2 separate regions of the Homo sapiens genome follow, and region 1 is linked to region 2. The links are chromatin loops, found by intact Hi-C in ENCODE. Cell type or tissue: mammary epithelial cell. All regions are shown on one strand. Each heading gives the region's core, and the rest is flanking DNA. Links, peaks and the distances in the headings are about the cores only.

Region 1 (15,262 bases), core at 7,120-11,119, 63 kb before region 2:
GGTCTGCAGTTCCTTATCCGAAATGCTTGGGTACAAATGTGTTTTGTTTTTCACAGCTTTTCATATTCTATAACGTCAATGTGGTTCATATACTGTATATTATATAACATCACCACTGGGTCTGAGGTCACATTCTAAAATTAAAGACATGAACATTTCTGCAGGAAATCTATGAATATTCATAATAAATGAGACAAATAAAAATTATAAACATCTTCAGATCAGGCTACCACAGGCTTTGCTGTCAAATAAACTCAGATCAGGTTGGAATTTGCCCCAAATGAGTTAGAAAATCTTTTGGTTTTCAAGAGTTGTTTGGATTCCTGATTGCGAATGTGTAGGGTAACCATGAAATTTATCATCCAAACTTCACTTCTGAAAGTAAAGGGGGTGCTATTAAGAATTACATTGGGAGGAAACACTGAGAATATGCAGTAGTAGCAGGGTCTTTTTTAAATTTCCCAACCTTCCCATAATCATGGTTAGAGCAACGAGGGTAGCAAAATCAAAACCCATGAGCAATATCTACCCAAAAAAAAAGAAAAGAAGAGAAAACCTAAGTGACAGGAATCCCCATAAATTCCAAAAGCAACTAAATCTTTAGGAGAGCTACAAGATCTGCATGGCATCCATGTAGGTGGAAGCAAAAGGAAGCTATGGGGCATAAAAGGACCTGAGAACAGGAGAATCCACAGATTCCCCCATTGACACATACTGAAAATGTGGCAGGTCCACTTGAAAATAGCAACTGAAAGTGACAGGGATATTTGCACACTCCAGTTCTCAGGTGAGTGCAAAGATTTGTGGAAGATGTCCAGAGGGCTGCTGTAGTCTGGGTCCTATAAACTCTCAAACAAACAAAGCAATGTCTCCTTTTAGGACAAACTCCTCACCTAGAAGAAACATTGGGAGTTGATCCAGAATAGGACAGGGACAGCAAAGAAAAAAATAAGATCCAGATAAAAACTGTGGGCAGGCAACATCAGGGGCAGTTCTCTGAAGTATGAAGCCATACTTTTTTAAATCACTCCTTGGAAAAAAATCAGAAGAGAGAGCTCTAGAGCTTTGACATGAGGATATTGAGGATGTGCTCTAACTCCCCCACCCCCTCCTTAAAGTGAAAGAAAATTAATTTTACATAATAATGACCAAGAAAGTACAATTATGGTCGAATCCCATACAAAGTTTTTATTTTAAATAAGAGAATAAAGAAGAGAATATGTAGCATGTCAGAAAACATGCCCTCAAAATTGATAAGAAATGCAGCTACTATTTCAAAATGAGTTAAAAGAAATAAAGAAAATGATATAAAATTATGGAAAATATTTTAAACATCATAGGTCAGATTTTTTAAATCTAGAAATGAAGTTACAGAACTCAGGAAAAAAATCAGAAATAAAGTAATAAATTACTTCATAAATGAAGAATAAATGGTACAAAATACAAAAGTGAATAAACACAACATGTAATGCCTTATGAAATGCAAAGGCAAAAAGACAAAAGTTTTTTAAATTTAAAATAAATAAAGATATGAAAAGGACTCAAAAGAAAATGATGGATATAGGAGATGGGACAGAAAAAGAAAAGCAACATAGGTATAATAGGAGTCCCCCCACCTCAAAGAAGAAAACCAAAGCAGTGGAATAGGTCAAATACTGAAATCAAGTATTGAAGAAAACTTTCCTGAAATAAAAAGTCACTTGAAACTGCATATTGAAAGGACATAGCATGGACTTAGAAGGAAGGAAGGAAAGAAGGAAGGAAGGAAGGGAGGGAGGGAGGAAGGAAGAGAGGAAAAAAGGAAAGGAGGGAGGGAGGAAAGCTCAGAAAAACCAACACTGAAATGTAGTTTTGAAAAATCTGCTAGACTTTAAGAAGAAAATCTTTCAGGCATTCAGACAAAAAAGACAAGTCACTTAGAAAGAAAATATGATTATCATCAGACTTTTGAATAACAATGCTTTATGTCAAAGGAAAATGATGTGATATATTTAATATAACCAAGGGAAGAAAATGTGATTTTATATTTTGTATCCAGCCAAATTTATATCAAAGTATAAATAGTGAGTGTAAACTGTTAAGAACATTAAAAACTCAAAATATTTTTTTCTCATGTGCTCTTCCTGAGGAATCTATTCAATAATAAGCTTCGTGTGATCAAAATGTCAGGAGAGGCAGCGACATAAGGACTGGTGATTCAAGATTCTTGGCGTGAGAACATGAAGATACAAACATAAGATCAAAATTTTAAAGTAAAAATCTTGTAATCCTGAACTTGAGGTGGAAGTATCAGCATACACTCATGTTATGTTTTATCTTTAAAATTGTCTTAGCTATATCCATTGAAAAGGCGTAGAAACCATGACCAATGAATGAACATGCCAAGTGCCCAGATTGTGGTCTCTAAATACTGCCTTGCTAAAAGAAAACAGGACTTGTTGGAGCAATAGCTGATTCCAGGACTGCAGCAGGAAATGCACAAGATAAGCCTGGACCATCTTGTTCTATCAGAAGCAAGGAAGCTATCAAAGACTATTGGGATCTTGTCAAAGAACTCAAGAGCCAACATGAAGATATGCCCACTGGCCAAACACGGAACAATTTGAGTACCAATAAGGATAATAGATGTAATAAATTAAAACACATAAAATATACTTAAATTCATGAATTATGATGCAAAAATAATAAATGGAAAGAAAAAAGATACAAGGAAGAAACCTAAAGATGAAAAAAGACTTAATGGACATATCAATGCATGCCCTTATTTGAATCCTAATTCAAACAAAAAAAAACTTTAAAAAGATCACATTTATAACATTTATGAGAAAAGTTACATTTTAAGCACTTGATATTTCATTATATTACAAAATTATTTTTCATAATCTTCAGTGTGATGATAGTATTATGGTTATGCTTTCTCTTATGGTCTTATCTCTTATAATTATGATGCCTGGGATTTGTTTAAAAACAGTACAGGAAGCCCAAACGTAGTGGCACATCTCAGCACTTTGAGAGGCCAAGGCAGGAGGATCACTTGAGCCCAGGTGATCGAGGCTGTAGTGAGCTATGATCATGCCACTGCACTCCAGACTGGGTGACAGAGTGAGACCCTGTCTCAAAAAAAACAAAACAAACAAACAAAAAAAAACCCAACAAACAAAAATAGTACAGGAGAAGAAATGAGGATGCACAGAGTCTTATTATTCTATTGTGTATATTTTTATACATTTTCGAAGTTTTCTATAATAAAATTTTTTTTATTTACATCAGGATAAAAGACATAAATTAGGAATGTCCCAAGCAAACCAAGCTGCATTTGGCCTATGGAAAAGAGGTGATAGATTTATGGGCCAGACAGTTACAGGGACTCAGAGAAGTAGAAGGATAATTGGGTCACACTCCAAAAGGTGTCCAGTATGATTACATTCTGATTGTTTGGTAATTTGGATGTTATTAGCGCATCTATTTTTCTTTTTATTTTTACCTGCCTCAATCTGTGTTTAATTCAAGTAACAACAATTTCTTATTTGAGAAGTTCTACCATGTGCTTTTTTTTTGTTAAATCTAGCTCAGTTTCTCCAAAAGAGCCTCTAGCAAACAGGCCACTAAGATTTGGCAGCTTTATTGTTGAATGCATTCAATTATCATTTTTAAAGTCTAGCACCACATTCCTTTAATGATTTAGGACCTTGCATGGTTTTAAATGTCTCCCAAAGCTTTCATTGTAAATTGTGTTCAACATCAAAGGAGGTAAGTGATGCCCAGATGCTGTTTACCGCCTGTGAAATTCTCAGCACTAAATGGGACGAGTATCCCTTGACAGATTCAGAATTAGAGCTGGATAGAAAGAAATAACCTTCATTTTTGGATGCTAATCCCAAACCTAGCACTGGGTAGGAAAAACCACACACAAAAATCTTTTTTAAAATGGACCTTCTGCAATGGACCTCTGCTTTTATTTCGAGTTCCATCAAGAAGCACAGTGACAATTCTGAAGTCCACAGGGGCAAAGAGGTCCCCTGAGGCTACAACTGATTTAGGGTTTCTATTACTGGATTTCAATGGCATTTGTTTAAACTGGGCCCCTACACCAGAACCTTAGAAAAGTCCTCCTTATCCTTTATAAGCTCCTTTAAAACAAAATCAAAACTAAAGTATCTGGACATCCTCTGCTGTTTTCTTTGCAATGTCCTGCTGGGAGATGTTGTTCGTATGCCAGGTGCCACGCCTGATGCTTCTCCTCACATACTTTGATGTTGGGATATTCGTGTAATTCATAAGGGGGGTTATTCTAAAGAAATATCCCTTATGCTTTCAGGACATATTTTTAAAAGGAAAAACAAAAAAAAGCAACTTCCACTTACCCCAAACCACCATGAAACGTTTGCTAGCTTTGTGTCTTTCTGGCTGGTTGGTTACTTTTCAACCCAAATCCCTACTATGGCCTATCCAGTATAGTAGGGTTTCCTATTGAAAACTCTGTCATTTTCGTAGTAGAATTTTAAATAGGCCAATAGTAGGGTTTCATGTTGAAAATTCTGCATTGCATGGTGAAAATTCTCCATTGCATGGTGGCAGAGAGATCCCTACCCTTCTCCTCTCATGCTAAAATTCATTCCCGTCCCACTGGACACACTTGTCTGTCTGTCCCCAGATGTTTACCAAGGACCAATCACGTTCCAGAACAGTTTTGGCCTCTGGGGAACAAGTTGCACAGCCACGGGCCTCCTTTCTTTTCTCCTAAAAGGCTTCGGGTGGTGCAGGCTAATCTGCAGTGTTGAAGTCGTTCCTGTGTTTCTTTCTTTGTGACCTGGGTTGCTGGATAACACTGCAGTTAAGAATGTGGGCCCTGGGGCCAGGCTGCCTGACTTTGGGTTCTGGCTTTGGGATCTCAGACAAGTCACTGAGATCGGCTCTGCCTCAGTGGACTCATCTGTAGGGTGGGGATACTAAAGTTCCTACCTCCTGGGGTGAGTGTGAGAACAAATCAACACACAGAAATAAATTTGTTGTGAAAATAAATCAATCCACATAAAAGCGCTGAGAAAGTGATAAATGTTCCGGACAAGTCAGCAATTTGCTATGGAAGCAGAAGACACAGCCATCGGCTCCCAGGCGGCCAGTGACTCTCAGGCCTCCCCATAATGTATCCCTCTCTTCTCTCCTCCCCTTTGCAGCCCCCTAACCCTTCTATTGTCATTCTCACCTTCTTCCCTGGTCTACTATTTTCTTTTACTTTCCGATCATTCACTTCTCTTCAACAACCCAAAAAAGAGCATACACTCTAATCGCGTAGCTTGCTTTTTAAAATAATTTCTGTTGAACATAACCTGAGAGTGTTTCCTCTCACATACAGGGCATGAGACTTTCTGGCCTCTCTCTTCTCTCCTTCTAAAGAGGAAGGCTTTCTTCTGCTCAGCCCCTTGTCTTGCTTTTGCTGAGATGAGGCCAGGGATGGAGTCGCAGGGCTGAGAGCAGGAGACTCTCTCTGTGCCAGGGAGGGCTGAGTTTTGGCTGGAAAACAGCCCCTGAGGGGGGTGGGGAGAAGGGAGCCAAAGGGACAAGAGAGGCTTTGGGGAACTGGTGTGGGGCTGGAGTTTTGAAATTAAAAAGGGAGAAAAATAATTTGGGGTACTTCAGAGAGAGAGGAATAGAGGCTATTTTAGAAGTTTGGCTGCGTGTGTGTGTGTGTGTGTGTGTGTGTGTGTGTGTGTGTGTGTGTGCAATTTCCCCTCTATTGCCTTTCAAGAAAGAGTGCTTCAAGGATGTACACATTACCACCAGGGCTTTCAAAATTGATTCGTGTTTCTTTTGGATTCTGTGAGCAGGAAGGCCCAAATGTATTCGGGTTACAATTACAATAGGAGCTAGCACTCACTGAGCACCCACTGTATCCCAGGTACCAGGCTGGGGGCCTCATTAGGCAAAGTCTCTCATCCTCAGAGACACTGTGCAAAGAAGGTAAGCTGATTCCTTTTTTACTGGAATTTAGTTCCAGTGAAGTTAAACAAAGTCACCTTGCACCACCCAGCTAATGAGAGACAGAGTTGGGATTTGAACCCAAGTCTGTCTGATTCCAATGCCTGGAGTCTTTCCACCACTTCACTGGATCTGAGCATAAGCCTTTAGAGTGTATGTTTAAAATGTTCTGTTTATTATTATTACTACTTTTTAAAATTTCAGTGGCATGTCTAATGTAATACCATGTGCATTCTAGAATGTGTTGTCCTTAGCACCTTTGAAGTCAGATACCATCTCACGGTTAGTGGATGCTGCTGGTCATATGGTTATTAGAGTTTCATATCAAAACTTCCTATCCAGGTGTCAGAATGAGACTCAAAGAAATTGATAATTTTTCAAATATTTTATTGCGTGTGTACATACTGCCAGAGAAAGAAGGGCTCTAAGGAGACTGTTTAAGATTTTAGTGCAGCTACTCAAAAATAAGTACATAATGTTTTTTGATTTCTCAGAGGCCTAAAAGAATAGTAAACAAATCGTGCAGCCAGCATTTTAGAGCGTACTACCTGGGAAAAGCATTGTTTGTTCATAGCAAATATGTAACCACAAAACACATTAAAATGCAGGAAAATCATCTGACCAAACAAAATAACGATAAATCAGCTTGAAACTTGTTGCCATCACAGGATATTAAATACGCTCATCTAGGAAAGAAGATGCATTAGTCACCGACCGAACTGTGCACATAATTAAAGGGGTGGCCACACTATGATATATAGGTTGGATCTTCTAATTACTTAGCTGTAGCAATTAGGATTTTCTTTGTATTACACTTCTTCAGGCCAAAGATGCCTTCTATCGCTCGGGCCAGATTTAGGAGAGCAAATTCTGGCTTCCATCCCATTCCCCATTGCCATCCCCCAGCTGAAGCTGTTCTAAACTGGAGATCTTAAAGGCAAGTCCAATGCTGTGAGGAGGAGATGAGAGGAGAGTCACTGTGATGACCGCACTTGATGTCTCCTGGAAAGACCACTTTGCTTGGGGTCTCTTCTCCATTTCAGGAGGCCTGTAGCCTTGGAGACGTGGAGTTCTGTTTTCATCGAATACAGTAGCTCCCAGACATTACTAGAGAAAGATCAGAAGGGGCAGGAGCTAAATAGAAATATATATCACATTTTTTAAACCTGAGTAGTCCATAACAGTATTATTTTTTACAAAGGCTTTAGGAGGCCATTGCAGCAGGAACAGGAAGGGGAGCACATCTATTATTTATCTAATGCATTCCATGTGCAGGAACTCTGCTGGAGTCAAAATGGCAGGGTTCAAATCATGGCTCAGACACTTACAAGCTGTGTGGCATCAGGAGACTTACTTAAACTCTCTGAACTTCAGTTTTCCTATCTGTAAAATGGGACTAACTAGATTATCTACCTCAAAGAGTTTTAAAGATTAAAGAAGATAAAACTTTAAAGCAAGCACTTAGCATAGCTGTCAATCACTTAGCAAGGCACTCAATGCATGAATTATTTGTAGTGTATTTAATATTTTCAACTCTGTGAATCATTGACTCAAATTGACAGCAAATATTTGAGTACCTATTGACTGACCCAGAAGGCCATATTCTTTTTATTACCCTTTCTTTCCCTCCCAGGACATAAACCATAAACTCCTAGGCACAGGAAAGCCATTTATTATGTTGAATAAGAAAAATTCAACTTTTTGAAGTGTCAAAGCCTTGGATTTAAGCTAGGGTAAATCAGTTTTCAGATATTACAGAGCTCTGGAGAACACACACCCAAATGTCGGCAGAGCAGAGCCATGTGGCTGAAGCTCCTCGCATCAAAGCAGCCTGCTGGGTTACACCGAGATGGTTACATGAAAGCTTGGTGGTGTTTTCCAAAGATTCTGTTTAGGGCCTGGGAAGAGAGGATAGACCCTCACTTTAATTCTGCAAACACTGGTGAGTTATGCCATGTGCCCAAATCTGTGCTGGTGTCTGGGACCCGTGCTGTCTGTTCTCAGTAGCCTTGGCATGAACATTCAAACACTTTTTGGCCATGCCAGTGACAAGAGTAAGAGCCTCTGAGAGAAAGAGTAGCTGATGTTGCTTGGTGACATCTAGGGAGGCATCCCAGAGGAGGGGACATCTGAGCTACTGTTTGCCATGAAAATAAAGATGGAAGAATTTCATGGGGAACCAAAGAAACCCTGTAATAAGTTTTGAACTAAATAACAGAAGTCATAATCACAGCTACTGCGGATGTAGTCAAACTCAAACTTTTTTTTTTATGTGAAGGATCTTATCTTTTACTGTTCTGAACGACTTCCCCAGTGTGAAGGGATCTCTTTCAATGAGGTTCAGTTAAATCAAGACAGGACAGTGGCCTCCAAGGCATCTCGAACTAGGGAGAATGCCTAACACGCATTCCACAAAACATGCTGAATGGAAGGCATGCGCCCACAGAAGGTTCAGCTCCTCCTTTCTTCTACCTAGCCTGACAGGAACAACTACATTATACCTTGGTTTGTTTCCCTTGGCAAAGAGAATTACAAAATGTGATGTCCTTTCTATTTGTGAACAAATCAGTACTCCAGAAGATCATGCTGTTTGCGTTGGCAATATAAGCAAAAGTGGACAGGTTGTCACCAAATAACTTCCGTGGCCATGAAATACCCACCCATCAACTTGCCCTCCAATAAATAGGATCTTTTATCAGTAGAAACGAAATAGTGTTGCCAGCTAGAAAATAGCCCAGTTGGAAGTATGACCTTATATCATTTGGTGAGTCACCTGGCTTTGCACTGAAGTGTTTGAGATCCTGCTACGTGGTTGGAGTGTTGTTTGCTTGTTTATTTTTCCTTTTTAAATTTCATTAAACAGCATTTACTTGTGACAAAAGTCAAAGGTTTGATTGCAACAATCAGGAAGTGAGCTCCTCTTTCGGTGTGCTGGGGGAAAATACTTCAACTGAGACAAGACCAGCAGCAAACGTCATCCTGAGAAGCAGCTGAAAAACATCTCTCCCAAAAAACGTTTGTCCCAGCTCAATACACTGAACGTGCGGTGGTCAGAACTGATGAGGGCTTCTGTCGTCCTCTGCCCAGGAAAGCCAGTGGGACTCTCGTGCTCATTCTGCCCTCTGGTGGCTTCTTTTGTAAAATGCATCGGGACGGCTGTATTCTAAGCAGAGATGACTTTCTTCTTCATATGATTTCATGTGATTCTTATCTACAATTACAAAGCCCAACTATCTTCTGACCCATAGACCTCAGATTCAGTTTACTAATCAAATTAACTAAAATCCTGACATGTATTTAATTAAACACGCAATGAGGGTTAAAAATGTAGTCAATGGTCAGCTTTAAGCCAGCTTGGGTGAGCTGCAGATGAATTGTATTAATGAATGAATTCACCTGGTGAGTGAAACCCACTATACGATGTGCTCAAATCCTTAAACACTGAAAGATCAGTGAATTTAATTCATCAGACAACAAATTCGTTTTTTAGTAGATTATTGACATGCTGAGGCTAAAATCTATATAACTAAGAATAACAAAATTCATTTGAACAAGAATTAAGAAGCATGACTTGCTTATAAAGATACGTTAATTAAATCAGTATTGGCACAAGAATAGACAAAGCTCAGAAACAAACCCACATATGCATGGAAACTTGATATAGGAGAGATGGATATTTTAAATCAGAGCAGAAGGCCCTCACTCAGGATAAGTGGTACTGGAGAAACTGATTATTCTTCTGTGCAAAAATAAATTTAGATCATACGTCAAAGTACAGAATAATAATAATATATCTCAAATGTAATATAGGCCTCAGTTTGAAAACCCAAACTTAGAAGTTTACAACAAAAAAGGAGACTATCTATAAATAGGATGCAAAAATGCCTAGAAAAAAGCAATAACGGATGTATACAATTATCCTGTATACAACTTTTGTAAAAGTCACCTTAAACAGTGTCAGCAGAAGATATTTGCAGCACAAATGTCCAATGAAATCTTAGTATCCAGGCTATATAAAGATTTCCTAGAAATCTATTTTTTAAAGGCAAATAACCCAATAGAACACAAGAGAAAAAAGCACAAGCAGGCAATTCGTAGAAGAGAGAGCCCAAATGGCCAGTATATTGCACGATTTATGAGGAATGAAGGAAATGCAGATCAAAATCTTGATGAGACAGTATTCAGCTCCCAACATATCATTCATTAAAAAAATCTGGCAATAACAGATCCAGATGAAAACAAGGATGTGGAGAAAGTGGAAAATTTTTGAATTGGCACAATCACTATTTAATATTTAACAACTAATTAATAATGAATAACTAATTAATTGAAATTTAATAATAACTAGTGTGTATTAAATCAATATGTAATACATAATGAACATCTAGGTAATGTCTATGAAGCTGATAACACACATTCTGTACAGCCAAGCTCTTCCAGCTCTAGAGAATTTTTTGCATATGTGCACCAGGAGACATGCTGGCAATAATGGGATTGATGGGCCATTGTGGTACAATCAGCCTCAGGTACCCCAGAGCACCAGTCGTACTTCTGGCAGAGCTCAGCATGGTGGTTACAAGCATGGGCTTTGGGGGTCACACAGACCTGGGGGCTCTTACACTTTGTAGCTATCCAGCAATAGCACCGTTTCTCTGGGCCCTAGTTTGCTCATTTGTCGGTGAGGATAGTGAGGTCTCTGTCCCAAAATTATTGGGAAATTTAAATGGCAGAGCTATTTGTATGGCTATAAAGTATCTTTGCACAGTGCCTGGCACAGATGAATGGTTGCTATTGTTTTCATTATCGTTATTATAATTATCCTCACTGGGCATTCATACTAATTTATGACTCAGGAGAAATAATCTTTTCTGACTAGGAAGACAGTTATCAAGAAAGAATGTCCAATGATATATTCTTAGGATAGCAAGATTGGTAGTCAGAGTGTTCAAATGGTGAAATAACCAGAGGTGTGTAAACAGTTTCACCATTCATTGGATTATAAACCAAAGTCTCACCAGCCCCAAGTCATCATTCTCCCAGAACAATTATGGTTGGCCCCCTCTCACTGGCAGTAGAGACTGGTAGGACATGGTAACTCATCAGACTCTCTCACTCAACTTGACACCCTTGGTTCTGGTCATCAATAACGTACCCGCACTGAGTTTGTGAGGTGTCCCATTTTTCACTAAAGACCCTACATTTTCTGATGCCCAACCCCTAACCCAGCCAAGAGGAAGACCAAGAAGTCAGATTTATCTAATGAAGTAGGCTGGCTTGGCATGTGCCTACAGGATTGAGACCTGAAGGATGAAAGCCATATTTAAAAAAAAAAGCTCAAAGCCCTCGTAGGATGTGAAAGCCGCCACACAGAAATAGCATAACGAACTGTACTTTACACTCTAAAGAATTTTCCCTTCAGAACTCATAAATGTATTTATATAAGAAATGGCAAATTAAAGAACCCTTTCACCTGTCTTCACCAGAAAGTTTCATAGGACATAAACTGAGCTAATCAGATTTTATGTGAGATACTTTCTCCAGGTCTCCAAAATGTTCACTATCCCCTTTAAATTATGGTTAAGGGAATTTCAAAATGGAAACATCCAAATAAAATTGATGAGTTTAGCTTTCATGAGGAATTAATCCTTAGCTTGGGTAATGATCAATGGGTGCTAAGACCTATAAATTTCATAACTTTGTCCTTGATATAGTTATTTTTCTTCCTTAAAACCTAAAAATACATCTTCCCTTCCAGCAAGATAGAGACACAAGATGTCCCTGTGGATGAAAGGTGCTCAAGACAGCTATCCCTCTACAAAGACTCTCTAATGCACTGTTGGCCATTGTTCCTGAAATTCATTTGCGGGACAGTTGGTGGAGTAGGTTGTAAGAGCAGATTGATGAAAAGAATGTAGAATTTGACATGGCATGCCAAATGTAAGAGGGAAATGCCTGACAAGCAAAGAAATCAGTACCAAGTCAAATAACTTTACATATATGCAAATGGGCTGGAATTGTGCCTGTCAGCCATCACTTTGTGGCCTGAATGCTGAAAGGTATTCAGAACCATAGACAAGACTGGGTGAACCTGAACAAATTTAATTCTTCAACAGCCCTGGACAATGCTCACAGCAGCCAGTATCCACATTCCCCCAGGGTCTGGGCTGTGCCAACCTCCACTGCTCTCTGGGTCGGGCTGCAGGGACTCTTCAACACTTATTTGTTCATGCATTTATGCTGCAGTTACTAAGAAAGCATCTTCTACATGCAAACAACAGGTAGGGTACCTGCCATAAGATGCTTTGGCTTAAGAAGGAAGGGAATTTTCGGGACAACTTCAGAGTCTACTTTGAGTTCTTTGATCGTCCCTCTTTCTAGCCAGATGAATTTATCTGTCTGCTCTCCCATCTGTTAGTACCAAGTTGCCCAGTCCCTAACATGACATCCTGCATATTATAGCCTTAGTGTTCATGTCCCCCACAGTTCACATACTGAAATCCTCACCCTCAAGGTGATGGCATTAGGAGGTGAGACCTTTGGGATGGGATTAGGTCATGAGGGTGGGGCTCTCATGAATGGGATTAGTGTCCTTATCAAAGAGGCCTGAGAGACCCCTCACTCCTTCTACCACGTGAGCACGCAGCAAAAAGGTGCAGGCTGTGAGCCAGACCCTCACCAGACACCAGATACAAAGTCTGCTGGCACCTTGACCTTGAACTTCCCACGTCCAGAGCTGTGAGAAGTAAATGACTGTTTATAAGCCACCCAGTCTATGGTACTTTGCTATAGCAGCCCGAACATATTGCCCTACCAGGGAGCACGCTGGGATAATCCGGGGACTTCCACAAAGGATCGTCACCCCTCTCCTGATGACCCACGCCTTTCCCTGACTTCCAGGCTCCATCCAGAATCCTGCCTGCTTTACTGCCCAGCAGATGCCCGTAGATTTCTTAATTCTGCTGCTGCCAAACTGGCACCTGTTGTCTACAAACCTTTCTCCGTCCCACTCTGGGCATCATGTTCAGAGTCCTTTCCTGCCAGTATAGGTGGAGTTTTCTGGAAGCTGCTGCTGTGATGGAGTTTGGGCTGCAAGATGTTTATAGGGGATCCACACATGTGGAATGAAGGAAGAATTTGGGATTGGGCAGAGGGAGAAGACTGCCAATATGGCACAGAGCTCTAGATGAATGTGGCCTGTCAGAGTTGTCCCCTGTTGAGGCAAAATGGCCAGGGCTTCATCCTCCAGCCTCGCTCAATCATGGGATGTGGGTTCCTCTAAGGGAGGGTGTGACCTTGGGCAAGGTGGCTGTCCACAGCTGAGGAGGTTGCCTGCTGTTCCCACTCCCCATTTGGGGTTCTGGGGGTGGGTGTCTTCAAGTCTCACACCTATTGTCTTCAGTACAGACCCCTGCTGGCTTTGACCTCACAAATCTGCCTGCCTAGGGTTCCAATCTGCTTCTGTCATTGTTCATAGACTCTCTTGACTTCTGGCATAGAAGACAACTCAGCTTCCTAAAACTTATGATTGTCACATTAATGCCTGGGAGACACAGATACTGGGAAGCTCTGCTGTCAACCCCACTGCCCAGATGTGGTCCAGTTACACGTCCCCCCTCACATATGCCCCTAACCCCCCAACTATCCCATCCTCGGAACAGTCCTGCCTGCACTATGGGTCTGTTTCTCACTGAAAAAAAGAAAAAGGAGATGGGAAGACAGAGATCACTTCCAGGGCAGGAAGCCAAGTTGGACTCATCTAAATGCATGGTTACAACCACACGGCAGACCTATTGTGGGGTTGTATTAGTCCATTCTCACACTGCTATAAAGAACTTCCCAGAGACTGGGTAACTTATAAAGGAAAGAGATCTAATTGACTCTGCAAGTCTGGGGAAGCCTCAGGAAACTTACAGTCATGGCGGAAGGGGAAGCAGACACCTTCTTTACAAGGTGGCAGAGAGAGAAGAGAAAGCAAAGGGGAAGAGCACCCTATAAAACTATCAGATTAGCTGGGCATGGTGGCTCACGCCTGTAATCCTAGCACTTTAGGAGGCCGAGACAGGTGGATTGCCTGAGTTCAGGAGTTTGAGACCAGTCTGATCAACATGGCAAAATACTATCTCTACTAAAAATACAAAAATTAGCCAGGCGTGATGGCGGGTGCCTGTAATTCCAGCTACTAGGGAGGCTGAGGCAGGAGAATTGCTTGAACCTGGGAGGCAGAAGTTGCAGTGAGCTGAGATGGTGCACTGCACTCCAGCCTGGGCAACAGAGTAAGACTCTGTCTCAAAAAAAAAAAAACCACACACACTAGCAAACAAACAAAACCATCAGATCTCGTGAGCAGTCACTCACTATCATGAGAACAGCATGGGGGAAACCACCCCATGATCCAATCACCTCCCTCCCTCGACACTGGGGATTACAGGTCCCTCCCTCAATGCGTGAGAATTACAAATTAAGGTGAGATTTGGGTGGGGACACAGAGTCAAACCATATCAGGAGTAAACAGCGAGAGAAAGAGAATTGGGTTCTATGTGCCAATATCTGCAAGATGGTTTTAACTCCTTGTGAATGATGCCAAAAGAAACCATTTTAGCTAGGACATTCAGGGGGCCTGGGATCTATTTTAAGCTGTAGAGGCCATGGAAAATCATTTGAAGGCTAGTTTCTTGAGTGTTCGGTAAATCCTTACTGGAGTAAGAACTGCTCTTCCTCAAATATCATTCGTATTTCTCAGCTAGGAACTAACCCTCAGGCGGAGATGCTTTAACTCTGCCAGCTTTTCTCTTTCCCCTCAGATTGCTGTCCTCTGGTTCCACCATGACTTGCATTATTTCTACCTTTGCACATAGACAATTTTCCCAGCCTCAATTTTCCTCCCTGCCTTAAAAGAAAGAAAGAAGAAAAAAAGGAAAGGAAAGAAAGAGAGAGAGAGAAAGAGAAAGAAGGAGGAAAGGAGGGAAGGAGGAAGGAAGGAAGGAAGGAAGGAAGGAAGGAAGGAAGGAAGGAAGGAAGGAAAGGGAGGAAGGAAGGAAGGAAAAAATCACCTCCCCCTGAGAACCTTCTTTGATTAGCATCTCCTAACCCTGATTATGAGTTGACTCTGTTTGTTTCCAGGAATAGGTCTAATGGCATTGTATAAGATTTCAAAGGATTGCACAAACTATTATTTTTATTGCATTAGTTCCTTTTTTAAATCAATTAAGCAGCAAATAAGACTGGAGGACGTTTTAGTGCCATTAGGGATAGTTTAGGTTGTTGCTTTTTGCTTTTTATAAAC
Region 2 (15,262 bases), core at 6,477-10,476:
ATAGATGGAACCAACGATTTGGAATATTACCAAGTGATTCTATGATTTTCATTATTATAGTTTTTCATACCATAACAACAGAGTGTGCATCCTTGGAAGTTGTTTAATAATATTGGTTATTGTTCCATCTTGAGCCTTAAACACAAATCACTGTTACCAATTGTTAATATTATTAGAATAAAAATTTTCCTATTATTATCAAGTTTGCTTTTTCTCTTTGGATTCTGTTTTTCTTGGTGGGTCATTTAATTATTTCCTATCTCCACCGTCAAACATCTGTTCTGATTCCCATTCCACCAACATCTCCTTTCGTTCTTCTTCTTTCAGCTTCAATTAGAAGTTTGCTAATGCTAGGATCTCTGCTCAGATCTTGGACCTTTGCAATTAATTTTAATCAGGCTTGTTAACACTTTTTTAATATGTAAGAAATAAGCAAATATGTAACTAAAAAGCCATTTATGTCTTTTATGAAGGTAACAAATATGCAATTAAAAACTCCTTCTCTCTGTGACTTTGCAATAAATTAACTTGTTTTGTCAGTATTGTGCCTGTATAATGTCATTTACTCTGGAGTTTTGACAGTCGGATTTTTTTTATCCTTGGCAAAATTAGCAAGTAATATTAAGATCTAAGAAATGACAATTAGTTTGTGAATTAGGTGGTATATACAATGTGTTAATTATTGAGGGACCAGGCTGCATGCAATTAAAATTTAGCATCCAGATAATGATAATGTAGTAGGCTTCTGAGTATCTAATGAAATTGAAAATGTTCATTACCAATAAATTAATTCTCAGTTGCTTAACCAGTCTACACAGATGTCTGTGTCTATACAGAAGAATAGTTCATAATAATCACTATTGTTCACAAGTAGGATAATAACGTGAAATCTTGAAATTCTATCAGGACTATGATTTCATTGTTAGAGTTCCTTGCACACTGACAGGGAACCTTCCCAAAGACTCAGGAATATGATAGCTATAAAGATCTTTGCTTCTCTTAAAAAATTCTTTCAAGTCATCTGAAGATCAAATAATAAGATGAAAAGAATAAAGGACATTGAGAGGAAAGATGGGTTGGGATATCCTACATTTGCTCTAATGAACCCTTAATATTTTAATGGTGATTTGGAAAATGTTGTCTTAACTTTACCTAAAGGTATTCTTCGTAATTTGGAAACTCAGTTCCATGTGAATTTCCTACTGTAATAGGTGCCCTTACTGTTCTAGGTGCTAGAGAATCAGTAACAAGTTGCAACTCAAGAAGACCCAGTCTTGTAGGGGGTCAAACACAAAACCAAACCATTATATTACAGCATGATAACTGCTATGGTATAGAAAAAAAGGGTGACTTACATCCTACAAAGTCCTTTCCACTGATGAACACAGGGTGGATTGTAGGAGGCAAGAGTGGGAATGGGGAGACCAGCCTGGGCATGCCATGGTCCCTGTGAACAATGATGCTGGTCTACATGGTGGTGGTAATGCTGGAGAGAGGAAAAGTGTAGGATTGTAAATAGGTTTGGAGATAAAATTGTTGCCAGGATTTGGCTTGAGGAAATCGAAAGTGTATTGTTGCCTGATTTGGGGAAGGCTTGAGGAATAAGTGGTTTGCAGGGAAACTTCTCGAGTCCTATTTGGGGCTTGTTAAGATTACAACATCCAAAGGACATGTGTGTGTACATCTGTGAAGGCACTGGAATTCAGAGGTGAGGTTTCGTTGAGATAGAATTTGGGCAATCATCAGCATATAGATGGTTCTAAGGCCCTGGAGTGGATGAGCATACTTAGGGAGAAAGTGTAGGGAGAAAAGAGAAATCCCAATAACTTCAACATTCAGGGGACAAAGTGAAAGAAGAGAAGTTGGCAGAGGAGACTAAGAAAGGGCAACCAAAGAAGGTCCCAAGACAACCAGGAAAGCATAGCATCATGGAAACCAAAAGAGGAGAGGTTTACAAAGGAAAGGTAATCCCATGCCTGTGCTAAGGTTATTCATTGAGACATTGTTTTAACAGTAACAGATCGGAACACCCTAAAGGCCCATAATGAGAGACCGAAAAAAATAACTTAAGGCAGTGGTCCAAACATTTTTGGCACCAGGGACCGGTTTCATGGGAGACAATTTTTCCATGGACCGGGTTGGGAGGATGGTTTTGGGATAACTCAAGCACATTACATTTATTGTGTGCTTTATTTATATTATTATTACATACTCACCATGATGTAGAATCAGTGGGAGCCCTGGGCTTATTTTCCTGCAACTAGATGGTCCCATCTGGGGGTGATGGGAGACAGTGAAAGATCATCAGGCGTTAGATTGTCATAAGGAATGTGCAACCTAGATCCCGATCCTTTGCATGTACCATTCACAACAGGGTTCATGTTCCTATGAGAATCTAATGCTGCCACTGATCTGACAGGAGGTAGAGCTCATGTGATAATATGAGCAATGGGAAGCAGCTATAAATACACATGAAGCTTCACTCAATCACCTGTTGGTCGCCTACTGCTGTGTGGCCTGGCTCTTTACGGGCCACAAACAGGTACCTTCATATGGATGGTCCTTAAGTCAAAGGTCGCCAAGCCCCGGTACCCATCTGTGGCCTGGGGGTTAGGAACCTCTGACTTAAGGCCCACCCATACAAAAGAATACGCTGAAGTTGTAGAAAAGGAAAGGGTGGAATAATTTTCAAAATAGTACTGTTACAAAATTCACTCTTACATGAAGAAAAAGGAAGTTCTTTAGTATGTTATTTGTGCAAAAAAAGAGAAGTATATATAGAATTGCTGGTATAAGTATTGAATATTTCCAAAGACACAAACTAAGATGTTTGCCTGTAGGGAAGGCAACTGAATGGCTCAGGAACAGAGGTAGAAGGCATAAGAGTGCTTTTTATCTTAGTGGCGCAATCTTTAGGACTTTAAAATTTATATTTTATGATGTATACCTTGACTAATCAACATCAAGAAATAATATTGTATTCTGAGTATGATGGGGAGACTTTTGGAAGATCCCAGTTGGGAGGAACTTTGTCCTTGAGCAGAACAATAGAAATAATATTTCTTGAGGTTTAGGATATTGTTTTTGATATGTAGATGTTTATGATATGTAGAAATAATATATCTTGATGTTTATAGTATTGTTTTTCATTGTCTTTCATTTCCAAGAGTTACAATATTTACATTGCTCTAAAATCACATTTACCATGGTCATTTGACTAATTCTGTGTTTTAATTGGTTCCTATGCTCACTACTGGTCCTTTTTAAATTTTCACCCCTCATTTCCTAATTTATAAAATCTTTGCTTTATTTACCTCTCATCTGTCTGCTGTATATATTCAGGTAATTTTATCACAAAGCGTACATATATGCCTATTTTCTGGGTCCTCAAATATGTGAAAATTTCTTTCTGTTGCTTTCATACAAAAATAACACTTTGGTAGGCATCTTAGTTTAGGTTCTGCCCAAAATGGAGCCTGAGACAAGGACTTGAGTGCAGGCAGTTTATGTTGGAGCTGCTCCTGGGAAACAGCAGTGAGGGAACAGAGATAGGGAAGATGGAAAAATCAATAATGAGTGTATAATTGAGCTGATTAACACTGTGGGCAACTGGAGATCATTGCTCCTGGGGACCTCTGAGGACCCTGTAGAAAGTGCCTCAAAATTGTTCCACAAAAGGTGGGAGCCCAGGGCATTCATCTACCAACTCTTCCCTCCAATTGGTCAAGAATTGAACAAGGAACATTATTAGCTCCCTTTGACTTCTTGCTTCTACAGCTTTGGAGGCTTGAAGTGAGAAGCTGACAGCATATCTGGAAACTGCTACCATGGGCAGTTAAAATGACAAGTGGTCTAAGAGATGTGGTGTAGGACACAAAAAGCATCTGCTACAGCTGACCGTAACATTCTTGCACTGTACCCCTTTTTACTCTCAAACCACCTTCATGAATGTTGTTCCACATCTTATGGAATCTAACATTGCAGAAAAGTCTAGAGCTAGCCATATATCCCTTTCTATTCTTGGTAACCAGGATGCTTTTAAGATTCAAGACATAGTTATTTCTCCAGGTCTTGGCAATTTTTCACTAATTTTACCTATACATGGTGCACCTTTCAATCCATGAATTCAGATCTTTCTTTGGTTCAGGAAAGTTTTCTTCTATCATATCTTTGAATATTTTTCTCTTCTTCAGTAAATCCACTTAGATACCTATATCTATGGAATCTCACCACTGCATCAATTACTATCTCTCTAACCAATTTCCCCACTTTGACCTTTTCCTCTGCATCTGGAAGATTTTTCTCAAACCTGTTTCCCACATCTTATAAAAAGTTTCAACAGTGTCTACTCTGCTACTAAATGATTATATTATTTTAATTTCTATATTGGCATTATCTGTTTCCATAAATTTTTTTCTTACCTACACCAACATCTCTTTTATTTAGGTCTAATAATATCATTATCATCTCTTATTTCATGTAAATACTTTTCTTTTCATATTTTTCTTAGGATTTGGAATACATTATTTCCTCAAACATATGTTCTCCATTATTTGGCTTCCAAATAGATCATCATTTATGGCATGGAAGCTTTTCATGATTCCCTTGTGTTCGTTTCCTATTTTGAGAGCAGATCTCCCCTGGAGTTCATCTCAAATAAGTAGGGATGGGAACAAAATATATTCCTTGGATATCTTCCTTGGTTCCCCGAGCACTGTTAGAATTGTCTTTTTATTTAAGGTAGAAAGCTGGATGATGTCAGTTGCTAGTACCATTTCAGCATTCATCAGCCTGTGGGGATGGCAAGGGGCTAAAGGGGCAGGCAGGGGGCTAAGGACTGGAGCCATCCCAGCTGGGGGGAACTTTGTGCTTGAGCAGATGTTCTCTTTGTCTCTGAGCGGTCCCTTGTAACTGTTCATGGGAGCCAGCTTTCTGTATCAGTTTTCTCTAGAGAAGTGCACTTCCTGGAACATCTGCCCACTGCAGAAATGCAGTGTCTCTGGAGAAATGCACTTCCTGGAACATCTGGCCACTAAGTCAGGAGCAGATCCCTTCCCATTTACAGGAAGGTGACTTCCCTCATCCTAATCCCATGTTTACTACCTCTGAGGCAAGGCCAGTTACATGGGTGTATACCCTGTGCCATTACTGAGAAGGGCCCTGACTTGGTCCTGCTGCTACCATCTTGATTTATGAATTAGGGCCCTGCATTTTCATTTTTCACTGGATCCCACAAATTATGCAACTGGTCCTGGTCAGATGTTATTCCCTGAGGTTTGAGGCACAACAGTGACCAAACAGTGCCACACCTAGCCTCAGGCCCTCCAATCCTGGTCATGCCCTACGAACTCCATTAAATGGACAGTAGAGAAGAAAAAGGATCAGTAAAACAAATGCTGTCAAGAAGGGTGAGAAGCTGGGTGCTTTGGCTGTATAAAGCCACAAAGAGACAGCCTGGCAGAAGCACAGCCACTGACAGCAGAAACAGAATGCCACTTGGTATCTGAACTCTCCAGACCACACACTGGTCTGTTCTTACACTCACCTAACCAAATAGTCTCCAAAACTCTACCACTGAACTGTCAACAAGCTGTCTGGGGGAGGCTCGTTACAGTCTTGACCTAGATTTGAGTCCTATCCCTGTAAAGTGCTCTATTCCATTTTCTATTACCTTCCTTGGGTATCATCCTACCCCAAGCTCTACAAACTAAAGCTGAAGGAGAGAGGTGGCAAACTTCGCCTATCAGATCTATGAAGCAATGGCCTGTGTTCTCATCAGCCATCCTTGAGACAGCTCACGTCTGCTCTGAAAAATCAGAATCCACCTTTTCAATAACAGCATGGTGAACAGAGGTCATGTTAGCCTGCTGACCTAATAAGCTGATTTATATTTATTTGCTAACACGAATCATTTGGTCTGATAAAAATAACTTCTAACAAACTAGCTGCTGTGATGGAAAGATGGCCTCCCTCTTTGAAAATAAATGTCAAGTCTTTATGTATCATTTATTTTTGGTAAATGCCGGGTCTCTGGCTTGGCATTTAAATAGCAGAGGGAGACTTTAATCAGACCACTGAAGGGCTCCAGGACTGGCTGGAGAGAACAATTGACTTTCTGTTGACTAAGAAGAAGTTCAAAGTGTAATGCTGACTACCGTATATTCCCTGTGGAGGTGCCTGGGGAAAGAGGAGGGAGGAATGATTATCCACCCTTTTGGATTTGTTTGTGCATTTCAGCCAAAAGAAATGACCTTCTTGCATACCTCCTTTTGTAGAAAAAGGAGCCTTTGAGGTCATCTAACTCACTCCCTTTGTGTACTCAGAGCCCCCATCTCCAAACGTCACCAGCAAGCACCAAGGCCAAATACACCAGCATAAACCAAAGTGCCGGACATGGGAATCAGAGACACAGAAGGTAATGTCTGCCCAGATTGATTCAGAGGGAGTTTCTAATTCATTTGTAAGGCTTCTTCACACTATGCCGTTAAAAAACAACAATACAAAAAACCCAGCACCCTCTAATTGTTTTTAACCATGCTAACTAATCAACGCTTTTCTTGTGTTTTTTGTTTTATTTTGTTTTAAGCATTCTCTGTTCCAATAGACAGAGGTTGTGCTCATGTTGCCAGGTTCAAAATTCAGCACATGATTAAATTGTTTGCACACCGGTATCCAGCGGCCAATACCACTGACTGTGGAATATGCTGTGTGCTGCCTCTCTACCTGGACCATGGAAGCTGGCAGCCTCCCAATGCTGTTTAAAAACAATGGGAAGAACATGTCCCTTAACTAAGACAGAAAGCCACCACTGCCATTAAAAAAGAACAAAGCAAAACCCTCTAAGTGCCATCTCTCCCCATTCCTGGCTCCAGGACGGAGCTCGCTGAGGGACAGGCCAAATGCCTCCATTACCCATATCCTCCCATGCAGTGGATCCCCCAGACCAGGACTCACCCCTACAACTTCCTTCCAGAGAGTAGGGGTGGCTTCCTAGGCAAGCAGGTGTCACTTGCTGACCTGCAAACTCCAAATTACAACCTGCCAGATGCACATTATACAAATCCCACACCAGGTGCTCTTGGAAGCTCTGGGAGCACCTGCCATCTTCAGGGGAGCATGGAGGTGTTTGCTTCAACCTGTGGCAGGACCAAGGGGCCCCACTCTGACCTGGATCAAATTGCAGTCATTCCATGATGCTAACACCAAATGGAAACTAGACAAGGGCCATTTGGGGGGAAGGGAGGATGGATTTTTATTTTCAACTTGACGTTTTTAGAAACTCAAAAGGCATAGGGAAGCAGGGAGTTTGGCAAGGAGAAAGGTGCTGTTTTCTCCCTTCTGTTAGCATCTTTCTCCCCTGGAGAAAGGATATGAACATCAATGTGGCCCCGAGGAAGTAACCACACATTGAGACTAAAATTCTCGGTAATTCTGGCCACATCCTACAGGCTGTTATATTCTCTATGGGGTTCCAGATAGACACAGGATGTAAAGTACACACGTTAACCAAGAAAGAATAAATCCATCAAAGGAAAGAGAGCTGTAAGGGCTACAATGTGCCACACACTGGACTTAACATGATTTCACTTGGTCCTTCTTAATTTACAGAGGACACCAAACCCTAGAACACATAATTCATTCTCCCAGATACCTGGCAAGCAGCTATGTCAAGACTAGAACCCAAACCGCACCACTCCAGGGCTCACACTCCCTTTGCTTTACCAATATCTGCCCTGAGAATGGTGAGGCCCCATCTGGTGACTTGACACCAAGCACTTCATGGCCCTGTGACCTGAACAGTCACATAGGACTCCACACTTAGAAGGGCCCTGGAATTGTCTAATGCTGCTGTCACTGTCTTGAAATTCCTAATAATTTTTTATTAAGGGCCCCTGCATTTTCATTTTGCACTGGACCAGCAAAACTGGTTTTCCTTGCAAGTGTGATCTAGACTCACCTCCCACACTTTCCCGATGCACCATACCTCCGGCACATTAGCTGCCTCTCTGAGACCCACATCTGTGTCTTCCCTTACATCATTATTGATACCCTACTGGGAAAAAAGTAGAGAGCAAGTGACTATCACCTACTATTCACCTGTGGGTGTCATGCTGTTTGCATTGGATCATCAAGAAAACCTATTTTACAGATAAGGAAACTGAGACTCTGAGAAGTTAACTTGCCCACAGCTGATGAGGGCTGAACTGACATTTGGACCCAGATTTCTGGGGGTTGTTAGTTTGTTTGTTGAGACAGAGTCTCGCTTTGTCCCCAAGGCTGGAGTGCAGTGGCATGATTTTGCTCACTGTAACCTCGCCCTCCCGAGTTCAAGAGATTCTCCTACCTCAGCCTCCTGAGTAAATGGGACTACAGGTGCAAACCAACATACTTGGCTAATTTTTATATTTTTTTAGTAGAGATGGGATTTCACCATATTGGCCAGGGTGGTATCAAACTCCTGACCTCAAGTGATCTCCCTGCCTTGGCTTCCCGAAGTGCTGAGAATACAGGCATGAGCCACCACGTCCGGACTTGGACAGATTTCTCCCTCTTTTTCCATTATATTACACTTCCTCTTTCATCCCTTCTGTCAATCCAACTTCTATGCCAGAGACTGGCAAACATTTTGTAAACGGCCAGATAGTAAATATTTTTAAGCTTTGTGGGCTTTACAGTCTCTGTTGGCAACAACTCAACTTTGCCACCACAGCATGAAAGCAGCAGTAGACAATACATGAAAAAGTGGTTAGGCTGCATTCCAATGAAGCTTCATTTACAAAATAGATGGTGGACCAGATCTGGCCATGGGCTATAGTTTGCCAAACCCTGTTCTATACCAACTGCTGCTTGAAAGCCCTTCATGATGACTCCAGCTCAACACAGTCATTTCTTTATCCAAATTCCATACTTTATGAGTCATAAATCAGGCAGGAAACAGAATCACACTCAAGTGGTTCAACTAAAGAAATGTTAATGAAGAAACTACTATACAGAGGTATAGGCAGGTTAACAGAACCAGCAAGGATGTTGAAACACCCAGAGACCAGCAAAAGTGGGACACTGTTACCACTCCTCAGCTACAGTGGCAAGAAGAGGAAGTCGTGTTAGCAAAGCCCAGTGTGAGCTGGTACCCAGAGAAGGGGCCTCTCAGAGGAGCTGTAGTCATATGCAGAGCTGCCACTTTGAGAGACATGGCACCAAAGCAGAAGGGGTAGAGGAGAAGCACTCCAACCCCTCTGTCTTCCCACCCTCTGATTACCAATCAGAATATCCCATTGGCCAAACCCTAATGGAAGCCAGCCAAGAGGGGTAACTTGGTGATGCCAAATGGAAAGGTCATCCCCTCAGGGCATAGAGCAAGCAGTGAGGGCTGGAGAATGAATCTGAGTAGAGGCAAATGGAGAATGAACCATACTGTTACTTATCTTTTGTTCCTCACATTCCAGTGCTCAGCTGAACACTGCATTAGATACCATGTGTAGTTTTCATGTGTAGCTCCTGAATCTCCAACTGGCATGTAAGATCTAGCCACAGTTGTTAACAGAGTCCTGGGAAGACAGTAGTTATTTTTAATGCAAGCACCTACTGCTCAAGGACCTGAGACACATGAATGCCTAGAACCCTTCTCAGCATAACCATGGGGTCAATCCATACTCCTCCAATTTATCCAGTTTAATTTGAGCACCTTCAGAGAAACCCAACCTTCCCGTCCTGGTGCTGATCCTATTAGATCCTAGTAGAGGATTTCTTTGAGAAAGAATCACCCAGAGCAGGCTTGCTGTGACTCACGTGGCCTTGGAAGTAAACAAGTTCTGACATAACTTTACCCTCCATTTCCATGTTCATGATACCTCAGAAAATTCCTAGTGAGCTTGGGTCATCATGAAACATCTATAAGTCCTTTCTCTACTTTTCAAGAAAAATGTGGCTCTCAAGAAACATCCTGAGATGATTATTCTTTACAACTATCCACTGTTAGAAATAATGAATAAGGCCAGGCACAGTGGCTCACACCTGTAATCCCAGCACCTCAGGAGGCTGAGGTGGGTGGATTGCCTGAGCTCAGGAGTTCGACACCAGCCTGGGCAACACGATGAAACCCCATCTCTACTAAAATACAAAAAAATTAGCCAGGTGCAGTGGTGTGTGCCTATAATCCCAGCTACTAAGGAGGCTGAGACAGGAGAATTGCTTGAACCCAAGAGGCAGAGGTTGCAGTGAGCCGAGATTGCACCATTGCACTCCAGCCTGGGTGACAGAGTGAGATTCCGTCTCAAAAAAAGAAATAATGAATAAAAGGAACATTGAATGTATCCAGTAAATTTAATAATGTTATTGCTATAAATAATGTTTTGATTAGAGAATGCATTTAGTGGAAACAGAAAATGCAATCAAGATAGCTAATGGCCCCACAATCTCCTCGTCCTTTTAATAATAAAACTGCTGTCAATGCACACACATACACAGAGTCACACAGCTAGAGACTACATTTTCCAGCTTCCCTTGCAGCAAGGCAAGGTGCTGTGACGAAGGTCTGGCCAATGGCCTGTGAGCAGTAGTGACTTCAGAAACCCCTGGGTCATGCCCCTTACAAAGGAGACTACTCAGCCTCCCGTCTTCTTTCCCCCTTCCTAGGGGCTGGCGTGCAAACATGGTTCTTTTTGAACCACCCACCCTCAAACATGTCATGGAGAGCAACAATCCTGGAAATGGTAGACCCACAACCAAAACAACCCTGGAGCTCTGGGTGACATCACGGAGCAGAGCAGCCTGTATGCTCTGTACTTCTCACCTCTGAACTGTTACATGAAAGACAGAATGAACTATCTGGTTTGAGCTACTGAATTTTAGGGTGCCTTTGTTACAGAAGCTTAGCCTGTATCCTAATACATGGATTAACCTCTTAAGAGGTAGCTTTAACTCTAGGTAGCTCCAACTCTAGGTAGCTCCTAGAGTTGTCCCTGCAGAATCAACATACACAAAAAGTCAGTCTTTCTTATAAGCAGATTTTACATCCTGAGAATACTGTGTATTTTTTATCCACATTTGGTTGAAAAAGAAATCCATGTATAAGTGGACCCATGCAGTTCAAACTCATGTTGTTCAAGGGTCTACTGTATTTCTTTCTTTTTTTTCTTATTTAGCAAGAAGTCTAGTAGACATCTGCTGTTGAACCTGGTGTTGGTTCAACAGGTTCCAGAATTTGAGGACTGAAGCCTCTGTGATTCTCCTGAACTTTGCATCATGACCTCAAAATGGCTACTGTACCTTCAGTTATCATGCATGATATGATGTGGATCTGTGTCGCCACCCAAATTTCATGTGAAATTGTAATCCCCAAAGTTGAAGGTGGGCCCTGGTGGGAGGTGATCGGATCATGCGTGTAGATTTTCCCCTTGGTGCTGTTCTCATGATAGTGAGTGGGTTCTTATGAGATCTGGCTTTTTAAAAGTGTGTAGCACCTCCTTCCTCTCTCTCTTCCTCCTGCTCCGGCTATGTGAAGTGCTGCCCCTGACTTTGTCTTCCACCATGATTGTAAGTTTCCTGAGGCCTCCTTAGAAGCCAAGCTGATGCCGGCATCAGGTTTCCTGTCATGCCTGCAGAATCGTGAACCAATTAAACCTCTTTTTCTTTATAAATTACCCAGTCTAAGGCATTTATTTATGTCAGTGTGAGAACTGACTAATACAATGCCTCTATTTCTGAAGGGAAGAAGGAGAGGGAAAGGAAGGTGGAAATAAAAGACTTCCCAGAAATCCTCAGTGCAGTCCACTTCAATTTGATTGGCCAGACCATGTGCTATGGTTTGAATATGTCCCCCAAAAGTTCATGTATTGGGAACTTAATCCCTAATGCAACAATGTTGGGAGGTAGGGCTTAATAAGAGGGGTCTGCCCTCATCAGTGGACTAATGTCTTTAGTAAGGGAGCAGGCAAGTTAAAGTGAGAGGGAGTTGTTATAAAAGCAAACTCTGCCACCTTGTATGTGCTCACTCTCTCCTCCTCCTCCTCCTCCTCCTCCTTCCTCTCTCTCTCTCTCTCTCTCATGCTTGCTTCTACCTTCCACCATCCCACCATGGGATGACCCTTGCCTGATGCTGGTGCCATGCTCTTGGACTTTACAGACTATAAAACCATTAGCAAATAAACTTCTGGTCTTTATAAATTACCCAGTCTGTGGTATTCTATTGTAACAGCAACAGAAAACAGAGTAAGACACCATGTCAAATGGCTATTCCTAGCTGAGAGCTAGGGAAGTGAATTTTTCATTCCTCTGCCTTTCTAGTAGAAGACAGCAAGGAGAAAGGGGCTGAAATGGGTTTTGAGTGAGCCATAATTATTAATATGATTTTTGTAGTAGTTCTGAAAACTTCTGGGGATGTCCCATGGGAATTTCTGACTTTTCTCAACCATGCTGCCCCTTCCATTGAAGGCTTTGGATCTTAGGCATCGTCCTAAGTATTCCAAATGGAAGGTGGTAATCAGAGGGTTCCCCTGAGCCTGCCCCTCCCTAACTTGCTTTCTAAAAACAGCTTTCCTTTGGGCTCTGATGTAAGTCATACTTGTTGATGAAAGAGGCTATGTCATTAATTAAGGAAGCCAGTGGAGAAATGGCTGGTGTTTGGTGTCCATGAGGGTGTAGGATGTTGCCATATTAGCAAGATTCATTCTCAGGCCCAAGGGAGCTTTGTGGGATATGGGGGTTTCCACAGGACTGGAGAGATGGAAGCTTAATATGAGCTGGGCACTGTGCTGAACACTTTACAGGTATTATTGTAGTTGATGTTTCCTAAAACCCTGCAAAGTAGACAAAAGTACTGTTCAGATTTTTCAGATTAGAAAAATGAGGCTTAGAGAGGCTCATAGGAATGGAGAGATATTTGGGGAATTTTGCTATCAACTGGACAAGATATCTCTATTTTGCTTGGAATTACCTGGTAAAGATTCGGATGAGTTTTTAATGCTTTGTGGGTGCCAAGCTAATGTGTTTTCTGGACGTGATCCTGTGCTGAGCATGGCCACCAGGCAGTTCCTTCCACGGGCTACATGTATTATCTCATTTCAGGAGGAGACATGGCGGATGACCTGTGAAGCAGGCTGGGGTCAGTGTCAGGGCTGCCTGAAGTCTGACTTCTGAGTGTGTGGGACTATGGCCCCCTTTGGAGTGGAGCAAGGAGCCCCCTTTCCCAGCTAAATTTTTACAAGATTCTCTGTGTACACGGTCTTATTGCTTACTCAAAAGCATTGTCAGAGGCGTATTCAGTTTCAATACAATACAAATTTGTGTAGCAAAATATTTACTCAGCCTTTGACTCTGTGAGTGTAAACTTTGATAACGATGAAAAGATCTGGAGCTGAAAATCAGAGCCACAGAAGGAAAACACAGGGCCTTGAATGAGCTGCTGCATCAATAAAGCATCCTAGTCAACCAGGATGGCAGCTCTGTCCCTTCATGCGGTGAGGCCCTGCGGGCCACTGCAGCACCCTCTGAGGCACAGTCAGACCGATGCGCCTCAGGTCCTGTCAGGTTGGCAGTCACCCTCCTGAGTGCCCAAGTCCTTTCTCCCACCCAAAAAATAGTCTGACCCTCTCACACCGCCACGAAAAAAATGAATACAATGAGCCAAGTGTAAAGAAAGTCAGGAAGTTCCTACCCACCTGGATTCTGCACTGCAGCCCTGGCATCCCCTCTGAGTGGGCCTACAAGTGATGGACAGCAAGAGATGATTGACCTTTCTGGAACTCTGACTGCAAAATCTCCAGGAAATTGGGATTACATCACTTCCCTGGGTCTTGAATGGCATTTTCTTCTCCTCCTTATTCCCAGTCTTCCTTGTGGTTTACTCCTAAATAAAAATTTCCCTCAAATTTCCAACTTTTATGTCCGGCCACCATCTCATAAACATGTGGCTTCTACATTCATTCCAGTCCTACCAGATTGCTGCCAGAGAATGTTACAGTCGCAGATGCAACACATCATGGTCCTTTGTCGTGGGAGTGAACACTTATTTTTGTTCGGCTAGTGGGTTTTTAGAGACAGGGTCTTGCTCTGTTTTCCAGGCTGGGGTACAGTGATGTGATCATAGCTCACTAGACCCTCGAATTCCTGGGCTCAAGCAACCCTCCTGCCTCAGCTTCCCAAGAAGCTGGAACTACAGGCATATGCCAACATGCCCAGCTAAGTTTTTTAAACTTGGTAATATGTAATATGCACGTGTAATTTTTATTTTGTAGAGCCAGGATCTCACTATGTTGCCCGGGCTGATCTCAAACTCCTGGCCTCAAGCTATTCTCGCACCTTGGCCTTCCAAAGTGCTGGCCCCCACCCCGGCCAGACACCTATCTTAATAGCCTGCTAGGCATCCTGTCTTCTAGTAATGACTCACTGATTGTCCTCAAAGTTCCAACACTCCCTCGTGTCAGTGCACATGGTCTAGGTGGGGTGACCCCTTTCTCTACTCTAGGAATCTGGCTGATGAGAGCGCTTTTCACCCTGGCTATGGAGACGGACTTAGGAACGGGCATATAATCCAAGCCAGGCCAAGAGTACTGACTCAATTCCAAGATGTCTGTGCCCCCATAGAAAAGAGGCATGTAGCCCATGCCTTATGGATTTCATTCTAAAGGCCAAGGGAGGAAGGGACAATCATAGAGCATTTAAACCAGAAAGTGACATGATTTGATCGAGGCTGTGAAGAGATCTATCTGGCTGCTGTGTGAAGAAGCTAGGTGATGGGGGTTTGGGCCAGTGAAATGGAAAGAAGTGGATGGTTTCAAGATATATTTCATAGTTCAAACCAATAGTCTCTCTGCTCTCTGCAAGCCAGATTCATATGGGAAAATGTTCTACCAGTACCGTGGCACACTTTTTCCCTGATGAAAACTACAGGAGCTTCCTCATCCAGGAAGTAGCAGCAAGTGCAAGTGCATTGAACCAAATAGGACTTTGCAAGAAAGATCACAATTGAGGCACTGCCATCTGTCCCCATGTAGCGAAGAACGCTGTTTGCAGTCTTCATTCCCAAGCTCTTTCTTCTTGGGTTTCATTCAGAAGATGGGAAGGCCATGGCTGGGGAGAGTGCTTTTAAAGATCCCCCAAAATTTGATTATTGCACATACCTGGACAAGTAGGGGAAATAACCACAGGGAAATACCTTGGGTTGTCTTGCTTCAGCCAGCTATTCTAAAACAATAAAATGTTAAGCAATTCTAATGAACCTTGGGAGAAAAATGAGTCTTAACTAGGTGTCATGATTTGAATT

What was found. A loop is a pair of places that touch in the nucleus more often than their neighbours do. Peaks named below come from ENCODE experiments on the same cell type or tissue, not always from the same donor. Only the 100,000 strongest peaks of a DNase experiment are listed, where the experiment ranks them.
Region 1: a loop joins it to region 2, with 5 times the contacts of the local background. A loop is called at or near these places in 1 of 110 quality-filtered maps.

What each region holds. Positions count from the first base shown.
Region 1 is chr10:118,450,684-118,465,945 of GRCh38, forward strand. No RefSeq gene overlaps it. Among named protein-coding and RNA genes, the nearest start is that of LINC00867, 100 kb to the left of the region's middle. In mammary epithelial cell, for the core only: a CTCF peak has its summit at 9,104 (motif pointing left); a DNase peak (open chromatin) is centred at 9,098.
Region 2 is chr10:118,514,166-118,529,427 of GRCh38, forward strand. No RefSeq gene overlaps it. Among named protein-coding and RNA genes, the nearest start is that of PRLHR, 74 kb to the right of the region's middle. In mammary epithelial cell, for the core only: no CTCF peak of the experiment used is centred there; DNase peaks (open chromatin) are centred at 8,786 and 9,816; H3K27ac peaks cover 2,390 bases.